Linked DNA regions of Homo sapiens: region 1 is linked to region 2. A link is an interaction called in ENCODE POLR2A ChIA-PET data of the cell type or tissue named here. Cell type or tissue: PC-9. All regions are shown on one strand. Links, peaks and the distances in the headings refer to the core of each region. The heading gives the core; the rest is flanking DNA. Region 1 has its middle 12 kb from the start of FAM193A. Region 2 overlaps POLN (DNA polymerase nu).

What was found. Peaks named below come from ENCODE experiments on the same cell type or tissue, not always from the same donor. Only the 100,000 strongest peaks of a DNase experiment are listed, where the experiment ranks them.
Region 1: POLR2A ChIA-PET joins it to region 2 with 14 read pairs; 6 of 35 experiments call an interaction of 5 or more read pairs at or near these places.

The regions. Positions count from the first base shown.
Region 1 is chr4:2,520,735-2,529,070 of GRCh38, reverse strand. No RefSeq gene overlaps it. Among named protein-coding and RNA genes, the nearest start is that of FAM193A, 12 kb to the left of the region's middle. In PC-9, for the core only: no CTCF peak of the experiment used is centred there; no DNase peak of the experiment used is centred there.
Region 2 is chr4:2,219,603-2,227,938 of GRCh38, reverse strand. The region is part of intron 3 of POLN (DNA polymerase nu); the gene reads left to right. Among named protein-coding and RNA genes, the nearest start is that of HAUS3, 18 kb to the left of the region's middle. RefSeq lists an enhancer at 5,854-6,778 and a silencer at 7,720-7,809. In PC-9, for the core only: CTCF peaks have their summits at 7,556 and 7,756 (motif pointing left); DNase peaks (open chromatin) are centred at 4,908 and 7,718.

The sequences.
Region 1 (8,336 bases), core at 132-8,131, 300 kb before region 2:
CCACAGTCTGCCAAGTAGCTGGGACTACAGGCTCGTGCCACCATGCCTGGCTAAGTTTTTGTATTTTTAGTAGAGATGGGATTTCACCGCATTAACTAAGATGGTCTCGATCTCCTGAGCTCGTGATCCACCCACCTTGGCCTCCCAAAGTGCTGGGATTACAGGTGTGAGCCACAGTGCCTGGCTTTTTCTTTTTCTTTCTTTTTTTTTTGTTGAGATGGTGTTTCGCTCTTGTTGCCACAGGCTGGAGTGCAATGGCGTGATCTTGGCTCACCGCAACCTTCACCTCCTGAGTTCAAGCAATTCTCCTACCTCAGCCTCCCGTGTAGCTGGGATTACAGGCATGCACCACCACGCCCGGCTAATTTTGTATTTTTGGTAGATACGGGGTTTCCTCATGTTAGTCAGGCTGGTTTTGAACTCCTGACCTCAGGTGATCCGCCCGCTTCGGCCTCCCTAATTTTTGTAGTTTTAGTAGAGACAGGGTTTCACCATGTTGGCCAGGCTGGTCTCTATCTCCTGACCTTGTGATCCACCCACCTCAGCCCTCCAAAGTGCTGGCATTTCAGGCATGAGCCATCGTGCCCAGCCAAAACTGACTATTTTAATCATTAAGTGTACAACTCCGTGGCATTATCTATATTCAGAATGTTGGGCAACTTTTACCACTATTTTCAGAACTTTTTTTTATCATCTCAGACAGAAATTCTGTAGCCATTAAACAGTAACTTTACATTCCCCCTACCCTCAGGCTGTGGTAACCTCTACTGTTTAAATTTTTCATTTATTGTTTTTTAGAGAGAGCGTCTTGCTCTGTCATTCAGGTTGGAATGCAGTGGCACCGTTCATGGCTCACAGCAGCCTTGACCCCCTGGGCTCAAGCAATCTTCCCATGTGAACCCCTGGAGTACGTAGGCCATTTATATACCTTCTTTGGAGAAATATCTATTTAAGTCCTTTGTCCATTTTCAAATTGGGTTGTCTGTGGTTTTTTTGTTTGTTTGTTTGTTTTTTGAGATGGAATCTTGCTCTGTTGCCCAGGCTGGAGTGCAGTGGCGCGATCTTGGCTCACTGCAAGCTCCGCCTTCCAGGTTCACGCCATTCTCCTGCCTCCGCCTCCCGAGTAGCTGGGACTACAGGCGCCCACCACCACGCCCGGCTAATTTTTTGTATTTTTAGTAGAGACGGGGTTTCACCATGTTAGCCAGCGTGGTCTCAAACTCCTAACCTCGTGATCCACCCGGCTCAGCCTCCCAAAGTGCTGGGATTACAGGCGTGAGCCACCGCACCTGGCAGGTTGTCTGTTTCTGTTGTTGAGTTGTAGTACTTTATATATTCTGAGTATTAATCCAATATCAGATGACTTGCAAATGTTCTCCCATCCTGCAGGTTGTCTTTTCATATTTAAAAAATTTTATTTTGTAAATTATGTGCAAATATGCCATTTACTCTTGATAGCATCCTTTGATACACAAGTTCTTTTTATTTCTTTTCTTCTTCTTTTTTTTTTTTTTAAGATGGCGTCTCGCTCTGTCACCCAAGCTGGAGTGCAGTGGCGCAATCTTGGCTCACTGCAGCCTCCGCCTCCCGGGTTCCAGCAATTCTCCTGCCTCAGCCTCCCAGGTAGCTGGGATTACAGGTGCCCGCCACCATGCCCGGCTAATTTTTGTATTTTTAGTAGAGACAGGGTTTCACCATGTTGGTCAGGCTGGTCTCAAAATTCTGACCTCAAGTGATCCGCCCACCTGGGCCTCCCAAAATGCTGGGATTACAGGCGTGAGCCCCCATGCCTGGCCGGTTTTCTATATATAATATGTCATTTGTGAACAGAGATAGTTCTACTTCTTCACTTCCAATTTGGATGCAGCCTGTTTCTTTCTTGCTTAATTGCTCTGACTAGAACTTCCAGTATTTGGTTCAGTAGAAGCGGCAACAGCAAGCGTTCTTGTCTTGTTTCTGGATCTAAGGTGACAAGCTTTCAAGCTTTCAGTCTTTCACCACTGAATATAATATTAATGTGGGTTTCTTTTTTTTTTTTTTTTAGACAGAATCTCACTCTGTCGCCCAGGCTGGAGCGCAGTGGCATGATCTCAGCTCACTGCAACCTCTGCCTCCTTAATTCAAGCCATTCTCCTGCGTCAGCCTCCCAAGTAACTGGGACTACATGCGTGCACCACCATGCCCGGCTAATTTTTATAGTTTTAGAAATACAAAATGAGTGTTTGTACACACGGTGAGATGGGGTTTCACCTTCTCGGCCAGGCTGGTCTCGAACTCCTGACCTTAAGTGATCCACCCGCCTAGGCCTCCCAAAGGCTGAGGCTGGGATTACAGGCATCAGCCACCACGCCTGGCGAAATGTGGCCTTTTAATATGGCCCTTATAATGTTGAGATAGTTTTCTTCTGCACTTGGGTTTTTATCATGAAAAGGTGTTTTGTTTAGGATTTTTGCATCTATATTAATAAAATACATTGTTCTACAATTTTTTTTTGAGACAGAGTTTCACTCTTGTTACCCAGGCTGGAGTGCAATGGCGTGATCTCAGCTCACTGCAACTGCTGCCTCCTGAGTTCAAGCGATTCTCCTGCCTCAGCCTCTCGAGTAGCTGGGATTATAGGCACCCACCACCACGCCCAGCTAAGTTTTATATTTTTAGTAGAGACAGGGTTTCTTCACCACATTGGCCAGGCTGGTCTCGAACTCCTGACCTCAGGTAATCCATCTGCCTCAGCCTCCCAAAGTGGTAGGATTACAGGCGTGAGCCACCGCGCCTGGCCAGTTCTGCAGTTTTATTTTCTTGCAACGTCTTTAGGTGGCTTCAGTATTAGGGTACTATTGACCTCACAAAATGAGTGAGAAAGTTTTCTTTCCCGTTCATTTTACAATGAAGTTTGAGAAAGATTAGTCTTTTTTTTGTTGTTGTTGAGACGGAGTCTCGCCCTGTCGCCCAGGCTGGAGTGCAGTGGCGCAATCTCGGCTCACTGCAAGCTCCGCCTCCTGAGTTCATGCCATTCTCCTGCCTCCATGCCATTCTCCTGCCTCAGCCTCCTGAATAGCTGGGACTACAGGCGCCTGCCACCACGCCCTGCTAATTTTTTTTTTAGTAGAGACAGGATTTCACCGTGTTAGCCAGGATGGTCTCTATCTCCTGACCTCGTGATCCACCTGCCTTGGCCTCCCAAAGTGCTGGGATTACAGGCGTGAGCCACCACGCCTGGCCTTTTTTTTTTTTTTTTTTTTTTTTTTGAGACAGAGTTTTGCTCTTGTCACCCCAGCTGGAGTGCAATGGCACGATCTCGGCTTACTGCAACCTCCGCCTCCCAGGTTCAAGCGATTCTCCGGTTTCAGCCTCCTGAGTACCTGGGATTACAGGCGCCCACCACTGTTCTTGGCTAATTTTTGTGCTTTTAGTAATGATGGGTTTTTACCACCTCAGCAAGGTTTGTCTCGAACTCCTGACCTCAGGTGATCCGCCTGCCTTGGCCTCCTAAAGTGCTGGAATTACAGGCATGAGCCACCGTGCCTGGCCTCAGAAAGATTAGTCTTTATTTTCTTTTACGTTTGTTAGAATTCACCAGTGAAGGTCGGGTGCAGTGGCTCATGCCTGCAATCCCAGCACTTTGGGAGGCTGAGGTGGGTAGATCACGAGGTCAGGAGATTGAGACCATCCTGGCTAACATGGTGAAACCCCATCTCTACTAAAAATACAAAAAATTAGCCGGGCATGGTGGCAGGTGCCTGTAGTCCCAGCTACTCGGGAGGCTGAGGCAGGAGAATCACTTGAACCTGGGAGGCAGAGGTTGCAGTTAGCCGAGATCACGCCATTGCACTCCAGCCTGGGCAACAATAGCAAAACTCTGTCAAAAAAAAGAAAAAGAAAAAAGAAAAAAAAATCCCAGCACTTTGGGAGGCCGAGTTGGGCAAATCATGAGGTCAGGAGTTTGAGACCAGCCTGACCAACATGATGAAACCTCGTCTGTACTAAAAATACAAACAATTAGCTGGGCGTAGTGGTGGGCGCCTGTAATCCCAGCTACTCGGGAGGCTGAGGCTGGAGAATTGCTTGAACCTGGGAGGCGGAGGTTGCAGTGAGCCGAGATCGTGCCACTGCACTCCAGCGTGGGTGACAAAGTGAGACTCCATCTCAAAAAAAAAAAAAAAAAAAAGGCCGGGCGCAGTGGCTCACGCCTGTAATTCCAGCACTTTGGGAGGCTGAGGTGGGTGGATCACGAGGTCAGGAGATCGAGACCATCCTGGCTAACACGGTGAAACCCCGTCTCTACTAAAAATACAAAAAAAAAAAAAATTAGCCAGGCATAGTGGCGGGCACCTGTAGTCCCAGCTACTTGGGAGGCTGAGGCAGTAGAATCGCTTGAACCCGGGAGGCGGAGCTTGCAATGAGCTGAGATTGCACCACTGCACTCCAGCCTGGGGGACAGAGTGAGACTCCATCTCAAAAAATTAAAAAAATAAATAAAAAATAATTCACCAGTGAAGTCATCTGGTCCTGGGCTTTTCTTTGTTGGGAAGTTTTCGATTGTTGCAGTTTCACTTGCTGCAGGACTATTTAATTCTGTTTCTTTATGAATCAGTTTTGGTAGTGTGTTTCTAGGAATTCATCTATATTATCCCATTTTTTGGCAAACAGTTGCTCACAGTAGTGTGTGATAATCCTTACTTCTGTAAAGTCGGTAGTCATGTCCTATCCTTAACTTTTTTTTTTTTTTTTTTTGAGACGAAGTCTCGCTCTGTTGCCAGGCGGGAGTGCAGTGCTGCAGTCTCGGCTCACTGCAACCTCTGCCTCCCAGGTTCAAGCGAGTCTCCTGCCTCACCCTCCCAAGTAGCTGGGACTACAGGCGCCCGCCACCACGCCCAGCTAATTTTTTGTATTTTTAGTACAGATGGTGTTTCACTGTGTTACTTGGATGATCTGGGTCTCCTGATCTTGTGATCCACCTGCTTTGGCCTCCCAAAGTGCTGGGATCACAAGCGTGAGCTACCGTGCCCAGCCATCCTTAACTTTTTAATTTTTTCTTTTATTTATTTATTTGAGACCGAGTTTTGCTCTAGTTGCCCAGGCTGGAGTGCAGTGGCGGGATCTCAGCTCACCGCAACCTCTGCCTCCCGGGTTCAAGTGATTCTCCCACCTCAGCCTTCCTGAGTAGCTGGGATTACAGGCATGTACCACCACGCCTGGCTAATTTTGTATTTTTAGTAGAGATGGGGTTTCTCCATGTTGGTCAAGAGCTGGTCTTGAACTCCCGACCTCAGATGATCTGCCTGCCTCGGCCCCCCAAAGTGCTGGGATTACAGGCGTGAGCCACCATGCCGCCCGGTTTCTTTATCTATTTTTTTTGAGATGGAGTCTCACTCTGTCACCCAAGCTGGAGTGCAATGGTGCAATCTTGGCTCACTGCAACCTCCACCTCCCAGGTTCAAGCGATTCTTCTGCCTCAGTCTCCCAAGTAGCTGGGCTTACAGGCACCCACCACCATGCCCAGCTAATTTTTGTATTTTTAGTAGAGACGGGGTTTCACCATGTTGGCCAGGCTGGTCTCAAAATCCTGACCTCAGGTGATCTGCCCACCTTGGCCTCCCAAAGTGCTGGGATTACAGGCGTGAGCCACCACGCCCAGCCAATTTATGTATTTAGAGATGGAGTCTCACTCTGTTGCCCAGGCTACAGTGCAATGGTGTGATCTTGGGTCACTGCAACCTCCACCTCCCGGGTTCAAGCGATTCTCATGCTTCAGCCTCCCTAGTAGCTAGGATTACAGGTGTGCATCACCACGCCCAGCTAATTTCTGTAGTTTTAGTAGAGATGGGGTTTCACCATATTGGCCACACTGGTCTTGAACTCCTGACCTCAGGTGATCCACCTGCCTCCGCCTCTCAAAACGCTGGGATTACAGGTGTGAGCCACCGCGCCGGGCCTATCTTGACTCTAATCTTTATTATGGCCTTCCTTCTGCTAACTTTTTATTTAGTTTTTTGTTTGTTTGTTTCTTAAGGTATACAATTATGTATTGGTTTGAGTTTTTTTTTTTGAGACGGAGTCTCGCTCTGTCACCCAAGCTGGAGTGCAGTGGCACGACCTAGGCTCACTGCAAGCTCCACCTCCTGGGTTCACGCCATTCTCCTGCCTCAGCCTCCGGAGTAGCTGGGACTACAGGCGCTCACCACCATGCCCGGCTAACTTTTTTGTATTTTTAGTAGAGACGGGGTTTCACCATGTTAGCCAGGATGGTCTCGATCTCCTGACCTCGTGATCTGCCCGCCTTGGCCTCCCAAAGTGCTGGGATTACAGGCGTGAGCCACCGCGCCTGGCTGAGATGTTTTAATGTAGTTGTTTATATCTACAAATATTCCCCTGAGCAGAGCTTCTGCTGCATAAATTTTGGTATGTTTTCTTTTTATTTTCACCCTTTTCAAGGTATTTTCTAATTTCTCTTGTGATTTCTTCTTTGACCCATTGGTTAAGTGTTCTATTTAATTTCCATATATTTGTGAGCTTTTCAGTATGTTCGTACTCTATAGTCCAGTAATTTCACTTTTAAGTATATATCCATTAGATATGCGAGCAAAACTGCACCAAAAGAGACACACAGAACGCTCATTTTTTGGCTATTAGCCCCAAAACTTTTTTTTTTTTTTTTTTTTTGAGACGGAGTCTCGCTCTGTCGCCCAGGCCGGACTGCGGACTGCAGTGGCGCAATCTCGGCTCACTGCAAGCTCCGCTTCCCGGGTTCACGCCATTCTCCTGCCTCAGCCTCCCAAGTAGCTGGGACTACAGGCGCCCGCCACCGCGCCCGGCTAATTTTTTGTATTTTTAGTAGAGACGGGGTTTCACCTTGTTAGCCAGGATGGTCTCGATCTCCTGACCTCATGATCCACCCGCCTCGGCCTCCCAAAGTGCTGGGATTACAGGCGTGAGCCACCGCGCCCGGCCTAGCCCCAAAACTTAAATGACCCAAATAGTGGATAAATTGAAGCATATCCATCTAATAAAATAATATACAGTGAGAAAAATGAACTACAAACATTAATGAATCTTAAAATATAATACAGCAGTACACCGCTTTCTATGTTTTTGCTTTGAGAACACAGTTACTCATAGCACACACTACAATGAAATATTTTCAGACCATATTCAGGAGGATTGCTGGAGGCCAGGAGCTCAATACCAGCCTGGGCAACATAGTGAGACCCTGTCTCTACAAAACACACACAAAACACTGGAAAAGAAAGTACTGCGCTGGGCACAGTGACTCACGCCTGTAATCCTAGCACTTTGGGAGGCCGAGGCAGGTGGATCACGAGGTCAGGGGTTCGAGACCAGCCTGACCAACATGGTGAACCCTATCTCTACTATAAATACAAAAATTAGCCGGGCACGGTGGTGCACGCCTGTAATCCCAGCTACTCAGGAGGCTGAGACAGGAGAATTGCTGGAACCCAGGAGGCGGAGTTTGCAGTGAGCAGAGATCATGCCACTGCACTCCAGCCTGGGTGACAGAGCAAGACTCCATCTCAAAAAAAAAAAAAAAGTACTACATATACAATATTTTATTAGTTGCTAACCTCTTACTGTGCCTAATTTGTAAATTAAACTTTATCATGTGTAAGTACATACGTATAAGAAAAAACCAATATATATACAATTTGGTACTGAGGTTTCAGGCATCCACTGGGGGTCTTGAAATGTACAGTAGTGACCAGGCATGGTGGCTCACGCCTGTAAGCCCAGCACTTTGGGAGGCCAAGGACAGCAGATCATCTGAGGTCAGGAGTTCAAGAGTAGCCTGGCCAACATGGTGAAACCCCGTTTCTACTGAAAATACAAAAATTAGCCGGGCATGGTGGCGGGTGCTTGTAATCCCAGCTACTCCATCTCAAAAAAAACAAACAAACAAAACAAAAACAAACAAACAAACATATAGAAGGACAAAGTATCATGAATAGGGTGAAGTTATCAGAGAAATGCAAGTATAGTGTCTGCTAGAAAATCAAATACAGTCATGTGCTGCTGTAGACCTTAGTCAGCAGACCACATACACAATGGTGGTCCCGTTGAGTATAATGGAGCTGAAAAATGCCTATTGCCTAGTGACAGCTTAGCTGTCATGTTGTAGTACATTGTTACATGCGGTGCCACCAGTTGTATAAAGTTATAGCACATATAATTTATGTGCAGTACATACTTAATAAGTGACTATGTTACTGGCTTAGTCATTATATTTTAAGATTGTACTCTATTATTATTATTATTATTATTATTATTTTTTTTTTTTTTTTTTTTGAGATGGGGTTTTGCTCTTGTCGCCCAGGCTGGAG
Region 2 (8,336 bases), core at 325-8,324:
GCAATTGATAGTGTAAGACACTATCATAATCACATTATTCCATATTTTTTTGAATAATAGAGGGTGCATACTTGACAGAGGTGGAAATATACTCCCCTTCAAAAACCGGTAAGAATAATGAAATGCCTCTGGCAGCTATAATATGAGGCTCTGATGAAAAATTTACGACAGTCAGTCCATCTCATATAAGCTCTTATTGTTGTTCTAAAATACATTGTTAATGCCTGGGACGATCACTTGAGCCCAGGAGTTCGAGTCCAGCCTAGGCAACATAGCAAGATCTCATCTCTGAAAATAAAATACCCCGTTAAAATTCTGGCTTTTGTTTGTTAAGGTTATTGAGAAGGTAATAGAAAAAGATATGATACTACTTTTCTCTCTTGGATTTGTAAAAATAGTGGAATTTTCATAAGGATTTTGTATTTTCTATTGCTGTATAACATTATTAATACAAACTTATTGGCTTAAAAAACACAATTATTGTTGTACAGTTTCTGTGCGTCAGGAGCCTGGACCTGACTCTGCTAGGTCCTCTGCAAGGGTGGACTCCAGGTGTCAGCCAGGTCTGGTGTCTCTCCTGAGGCTGCAGTGGGGAAGCATTCTCTTCTAAGCTCACATGGTTGTTGACAGAATTCAGTTTCTTGTAGACTTTCAGACCAAGGGTCTCAGTTTCTCACTGGCTGGTGTCTGGAAGGCATCCCCAGTTCCTGTCATGTGATCCTCTATGTGGGCAACCTACAATATGGCAGCTCACTTTCCCTAGCAGCACTGACATTACAGTTTTATATAATGTGATCAAATACATGCTGCTGCCTTTGGTGTGTTCTGTTGGTTAGAAGCTAATCAATAGTCCCATTCACCCTCAAAGCGGTTTGGGGTTATGTGAGGACATGATACCAAGAGGCAGGGATCATAGGGCCACCTTGGAGTCTTTCCACCACAGATTCTCACCAGTTTTATTCCTTCATCATATGAATCCAAATTAAAGTTGGATTGCTGGTGGATTATTGATGAGTGATGCTGGACCTAAAGTTTTAATTGACTCTGGATTCTTGTGAAATACTGAGCTGTTATGTCAAATTCTTCTAAGAAAAATATTGTAAATTAGCCTTTTATTTCCATGAGCCTATTTCATACCAAATAAATATGGAATTTCAACTCAGAAATTAATGGAAATAAACTACACATATTTACTTTTACAAACACTAAGTCACACCAAACTGTATTAAACCTGTGATACTTGTCATTTTGGGGTCTAATTTTCTTATCTGCTAGACTGACTGAGGTGACTCAAGATACACATTCAGTAAAGATTGGACTGTTATATCTTCTTGAAACAAGTATAGATCCTTATTTAGAAACACTTTGTCATGAAAAACACTAAAAATGCAAAACACATTAATGTAAGAGAACATCCATGTAACTACCACTTACATTGCCAACACCTCAAAATTTACTTCTCAATTAAAATCTCTCCCTGCTGAAATGTAACCATTAATTATCCTGCCTTTTATGGCAACCACTTCATAATCATGGGCATTTTAAATTATTCCAGATAACTTTTTGGCAGCGATTACTCATTTCTTACCACGTTGAATCCATCCTTGTTTTCTGAGGCACACAATTACACTACATGGCTCAGTCTTGTTGCAGTCAGGTTTGACCAAGTGGCCAGGTGCCTGTCAGTGAGTTGTGAGCTCAGCGGGTGCCATTTCCAAGGGAGGCTCCAAGACAGCCTGCCTGCTTCTCTGGCCTCTTTGCTTCCCATCGGTTGGAGCTGAAATGATTCTTCTCCAACCCTGCAAATGATAACAGTGTCCTAGAGGATTGTGGAACAACATGCTAGAAGGATCCTGGGCCCCTGAGTGACTTTAAAAAACAGCTATACCACCTACTGAGACCATTCACCTCAGAACATGGGAGAGAGATAAACTTACTTTTTTTTTTTTCGAGACAGGGTCTTGCTCTGTCGCCCAGGCTGGAGTTCACAGGTCATTGCAGCCTGAACCTCCCAGGTTCAAGCAATCTTCCCACCTCAGCCTCCTGAGTAGCTGGGACTACAGGCACTTGCTACTGTGTCTGGCTAATTTTTTATTTTTGTGTGGAGACGAGGTCTTGCTATGTTGCCCAGGCTGGTCTCAAACTCCTGGGCTCACACGATTCTCCTGCCTCAGCCTCTGAAAGTGCTGGGATTACAGACATGAGCTACTGTGCCTGCCTGGCCTACTATTTTTTTTTAGTATTATAAATTTTTTCCACAACATTTTTGGGGCGTCTTTTTGTAATACATTAGGAAAAGTGTTTGTTTTTTTTTTTAGAAAAAACAAACAAAAAACTAAAATCTGTAATTCCACACAATTTTCTTTTCTTTTCTTTCTTTTTTTTGAGTTGGAGTCTTGCTCTGTCACCCAAGCTGGAGTACAGTGGTGCGATCTCGGCTCACTGCAACCCCCCCTCCTGGGTTCAAGGGATTCTCCTGCCACAGCCTCCTGAGTAGCCAGTATTACAGGCGCCCACCACCATGCCTGGCTAATTTTTGTATTTTTAGTAGAGACGGGGTTTCGCCATGTTGGTTAGGTTGGTCTTAAACTCCTGACCTCAAGTGATCCACCCACCTCGGCTTCCCAAAGACATTTTTCTTAAATTTTTTTTTACATATTTATATACATGCATACATACATAGTTTTAATATAAAATTGTGAGAAGGTTCAAGGTTTTTTTTGCTTGTCGAACCCTCTCCCTTATTGTTAACCCATGTTAACAACTTAGTATGTGCCTTTTATATTTTTGTTAATTTTTTTCTATGATTATAATTTATATGGTTGGAGAGTCATGTGTTGCATAATGAATGATGTTTTGGTCAACGACAGACCGTATATATGTTGGTGGTCCCATAAGATTATAATGGAGCTGAAAAATTCCTGTCTCCTAGTGACATCATAGCTGTACTGTTATCATAGCACAATGCATTACATTTTTTTTTTTCCCAAGACAGAGTTTCACTCTTGTCACCCAGGCTGGAGTGCAGTGGTGCAATCTCGGCTCACTGCAACCTCCACCTCCCAGTTCAAGTGATTTTCCTGTCTCAGCCTCCTGAGTAGCTGGCATTACAGGTGCCTGCCACCACGCCTGGCTAATTTTTGTATTTTTAGTGGAGGCAGGGTTTCACCATGTTGGCCAGGCTGATCTTGAACTCCTGACCTCAGGTGATCCTCCCACCTCGGCCTCCCAAAGTGCTGAGATTACAGGCATGAGCCACCGCACCCAGCTGCATTATGTTTTTGTTGTGATGCTGGCGTAAACAAACCTACTGCACTACCAGGTGTATAAAAGTATAGCACTCTGTATATAGTATATAGCTATGTCATACAGTCAACTTACACAAACCTAGATGGCATAGCCTACTACACTGTACTATACTACGTATAATTGTATATACAATTATATGTAGTACAGAGTACTTGAAAACAAATGACTGTGTTACTGGTTTATATATTTACGATACTATATATACTTTTTATCATTATTTTAGGGTATACTCCTTCTTATGAAAAAAAAGCTAATTGTAAAACAGCTCCAGGCAGGTCCTTCAGGAGGTATCCAGAAGAAGGTACTCTTATCATAGGAAGTGACAGCTCCATATGTATTAGTGCCTCTGAAGACCTTCCAGGGGGACAAGATACAGAAGTAGAAGACAGTGATACTAATGCTCTTTACCCTGTGTAGGCCTAGGCTAATGTGTGTGTGTGTCTTAGTTTTAAGAAAGTTAAGAACATTTTTTAAAAAGTTAAATATCTTAATAGAGAAAAGGTTATGGAATCAAGATATGAAGAAAAAATATTTTTGTTCAGCTGTACAATGTGTTTTTGTCTTAAGGTAAATGTTATAAAAGAGTTCAAAAGTTTAAAAAATTTAAAAGTGTATAAAGTAAAAAACGTTAAAGTACATTGAGGTTAATTTATTATTGAAGAAAGAAAATTTTTAAAAATAAATTTAGTGTGTCCTAAGTGTATAGTGTTTGTGAAGTCTACATCAGTGTACAGTAATGCACTAAGGTTTCACACTTACTCCCCACTCACTGATTCACCCAGAGCAAATGCCAAGTCCTGCAAGCTCCATTTATGGTAAGTGCCCTATATAAGTACCATTTTTTAATCTTTTATACTGTATTTTTACCTATGTTTAGATACACAAATACTTACTGTTGTGTTACAGTTGCCTACAGTATTCAGTGCAGTAACATGCTGTACAGCTTTGTAGCCTAGTACATGCTGTACAGGTTTGAGCTACAGGCTAGATCATACAGCTTAGGAGTGTAGTAAGCTATGCCATCTAGGTTTGTGTAAGTTCACTATATGACAGCAGTCCCCAACCTTTTGGCGCCAGGGACTGGTTTCATGGAAGACAATTTTTCCACGGGATGGGGGTCGGGTGGATGCTTTTGGGATGAAACTGTTCCACCTAAGATCGTCAGGCGGTAGATTCTCATAAGGAGCTCGCAACCTATTATCCCTTGCATGTGCAGTTCACAGTACAGTTCTTGCTCCTATGAGAATCTAATGCTGCTGCCTATCTGACAGGAGGCGGAACTCAGGTGGGAATGCTCACTCACCTGCTGCTCTCCTCCTGCTGTGTGGCCTTGTTCCTAGCAGACTACAGACAGGTACTGGTCCTCACTTCAGGGGTTGGGGACCCTTGATCTATGATGTTTTCATAACAATGAAATCACCTAATGATGCATTTCTCAGAACATATCCCTGCATGACTGTAATTATGGCTTGTATATATCTGTGCCAACCCAACCCCCCTCGTCAGGTGGCATTGGCTGAGGCATTTCTTGCAATGTATCACATTTCAGCTTCCCCAGGCTCCATTCTTCTGATCTCCAAGGCCACTCCCCAGTAAACTTTCTGCTGACAAATCTCAGTCTCAGGGAACCTGATCTGCTACAGTTGGTGGCAGGAGTGGTCTGAGAAAGTAGACATGTGATTTTGGAGTTTGGTCTCCCGCAGGTAAGCTGGCACTGATGACCTCATCACAAGTTGTGGGTGCAATACAGATGGTAGCAGTGGAGTTAAAATTTTGGCTCAAGGTGGGTTTGTCTGGCTTACTAGTGGGAGCAGCTGCACCAGCTGGGACAATACTGCACATCTGAGAAGTACAAGGCAGTTGAAGACAATGGAATTGGATGGCTGTGGCTGGGAATAATAGATCCTGTGGAAAAATAAAAAAAAAAAAAAAAAGGCCGTGGGTGATAAGCAATTAAAGGCTAAACGTGAAAGCCAGAGGGCTTCCTGGGCAGCCTATAAAGTGACAGCCTGTAGCCGTAGACCCAAGACTTAGTCCTGATTGCTCCAGAGAAACTTGAATTTTCAGCCCTGGTGGTGTGCTAGGGGTTTTTGTTTTGTTTTGTTTTTTGTTTTTTGGTGATACCTAGGCTGGAGGTCTGATCAGGCTCACTTTAACCTCCGCCTCCGGACCTCAGGTGATTCTTCTGAGTAGCTGAGACTACAGGTGTGCATGCCCGGCTAGTTTTTTTTTTGTTTGTTTGTTTTTTAAGTACACATGGGGTTTCACCATGCTGCCCAGTCTGGTCTCGAATTCCTGGGCATCTTGAGCCTACCAAAGTGCTGGGATTACAGGCATGAGCCACCTCCACCTGGCCAAGATTAAGGTCTTGATCTGAGGAAAGAGGGACCAGACCCTGAGATACAGGATGGGAACCTTTGGATTGGTATATTTAAATCTTGATTGAAATACCACAGGGAGCCAAGAAAAAAAAAATCTTGAGTATCGGACCAGTTTGGGCAACATGGCGAAACCCATGTGAATGCAAAATAACAGGCAGGTCTCAATTTAGAAAGTTTATTTTGCCTAGGTTAAGGACATGCCTATGACACAGCCTTAGGAAGTCCTGAGACGTGCCCAAGGTGGCTGGGGGTAGTTTGCTTTTAAACATTTTAGGAAGACATGAAACCTCAATATGTGTAAGATGTAATTGGTTCGGTCTGGTAAGGCGGGACAACTCGAAGAGGGGGCTTCCAGGTTAGAATTAGATAAGAGGGGCCAGGTGCGATAGCTCACCCCTGTAATCCCAGTATTTTGGGAGGCTGAGGCGGGTGGATCCCTTGAGGTCAGGAGTTCAAGACCAGACTGGCCAACGTGGTGGAACCCTGTCTCTACTAAAAATCGAATATTAGCCGAGCATGGTGGCAGGTGCCTGTAATCCCAGCTGCTCGGGAGGATGAGGCAGGAGAATCCCTTGAACCAGGAAGTGGAGGTTGCAGTGAGCCAAGATCACACCACTGCACTCCAGCCTGAAGGATAGGATGAGACTCTGTTTCAAAAACAAACAAAAAGTAGGTAAGAGACAAAAGGTTGCATTCTTTTGAGTCCTTGATCAGCCTTCCACTGAATACACAATTTAGTGAATCTGTATTTTTACATAAACAGTGGGGAGGGGAAGCAATCAGATCCCCATTTGTCTCAGGTGAACCTCAGAGGCATAGAATTTGACTTTGAATAGAATGGGAGGCAGGTTTGCCCTAAGCAGTTCCCACCTTGACTTTTCCCTTTAGCTTAGTGACTTGGGATTCCCAAGATTTTATTTTCCTTTCACAGTTATCTCTGCAAAAAATTAGTGGGGCATGATGGCACGGAATCCCAGCTATTTGGATGGCTGAGGAAGGGGGACTGTTGCTTGAGCTTGGGAGGTGGAGGTTGCAGGGAGCTGAGATTGTGCCACTGCACTCCAGCCTGGGTAACAGAGTGAGACCCTGTTTCAAAAATAATAATAATAAATTTTATTTAAAAAATAAATCTTGAGTATCAGATACCTCTGAGACCTGCAGAAATGGCCCCACCCTGAGCGCTTCCCCCCACCTTTGCTGGAGAACAATGGAGAGCTTCTGTCTTGAAAAATAAGACATGCTCCGTCATTATGTAATAATACTTCAGGAGAAGTTTTTGGGATGGGGAGGGAGAAACAGAAAAAACAAACAAAGTTCATAATTCCCCAGATCTTTTTGTATAGTTATACACATGCATACGTATGTCATTTCATAAGAAATTGTGAAAAGATTCATAAATGTTTTGTTCAGGCTTTTTCTTTTTTGCGGCCCCCTCCTCCTCTCCTGGTCATTAAGTCACAAAATAACCCTGTCGAAAAGTACTGGGCCTGTTACAGTCCAGTCAAGGGACAGAAACCGTAGAGTAATTTGAACAGGGAATGTTTAAGGCATTACTAACTAGCAGGAGTAGCTACCAGGAATAGCTTTAGAGAAAACTCTAAAGAATCCAGCAAGAGCAGACAGGGAGCAGCCTCCCCTGCTAGGGCTGAAGTGGGGTGCCGAAGGAAGGGACAAATTTAGCAGGGTCTCTCCCCTCAAGGCCGAGATTCAGACTGTCAGAGGTTGTGGATGTAGCCCACTGGGTGGCCAAGAAGTTGGCTGAAGTGCCAGTCAGTCTGGCAAGTGGGAACCCACCTATGGGGTATCACTAAACTCACTGAGAAGTTGGTAGGGGTGCTTGTGAAACTCAGTAGGAAGCTGCCCACGGGGATTGACTGAAACTTGCTGGAGGGCTGGCTAGAATGTCTGCAGAAGTAGCTGGGAAGTGGCCAGTGGGGCTGCTCATGGGTGTCTAGTACACTGGTTAAGAGCTGCAGGAGCAAGAAGAAAGGAAAGCAAAGCAAAGCACAGCAGAGGCCTCATCTCTGACAGCGTCCCTCTAGCACCCTCTGCTGACGGAGCTTAACATCGTGCCAGGTGGCAAAGGAGGTGTATTTTCTGTAGGGCGTGGGGTGCAACGAGGGGTGAATTTGTAGCTGAGAGGCGAATTTGTAGCTGGGAGACAGTATGTTGATAACTGGCACAGGGACGAAAGAGATTCTACTCCAAAGGAACTGCAGGACCTAACTGGCCATATACAAGCAGGCCTGGGAGAGTACCTATGGTGGGCTGGGTCTGAGGGTGCTGGATCAAGGCAGGTGGAACTAAGGTTGGATAAGGGAGAGTTTATTTATGCGGGATCACTTCAGAGACACTGGATTTGACAACCCGATGAAGATTCCAAGAGGTGGTGCCAACATACTGCTAGGATGGCTTTTAGTTCCTTGTAGGAGAGGGTTCATACTAAGTGAAGGAGAAAGATTAGAACTGCCAGGGCAGATGGTAAAAGAAGGCATGAAAAGCCAGGAGAGGTGGACATGCTAGAATGGCCATATTGTGGAGGGCTGGGAAACTCAGCAGGTAACATTGTTCTGCAGAAGGGCGCTCTGGATGCTCTATTTACCGAAGCAATAATGAAAGCTGATGAGGGAGTGGGGAGCATCGGCT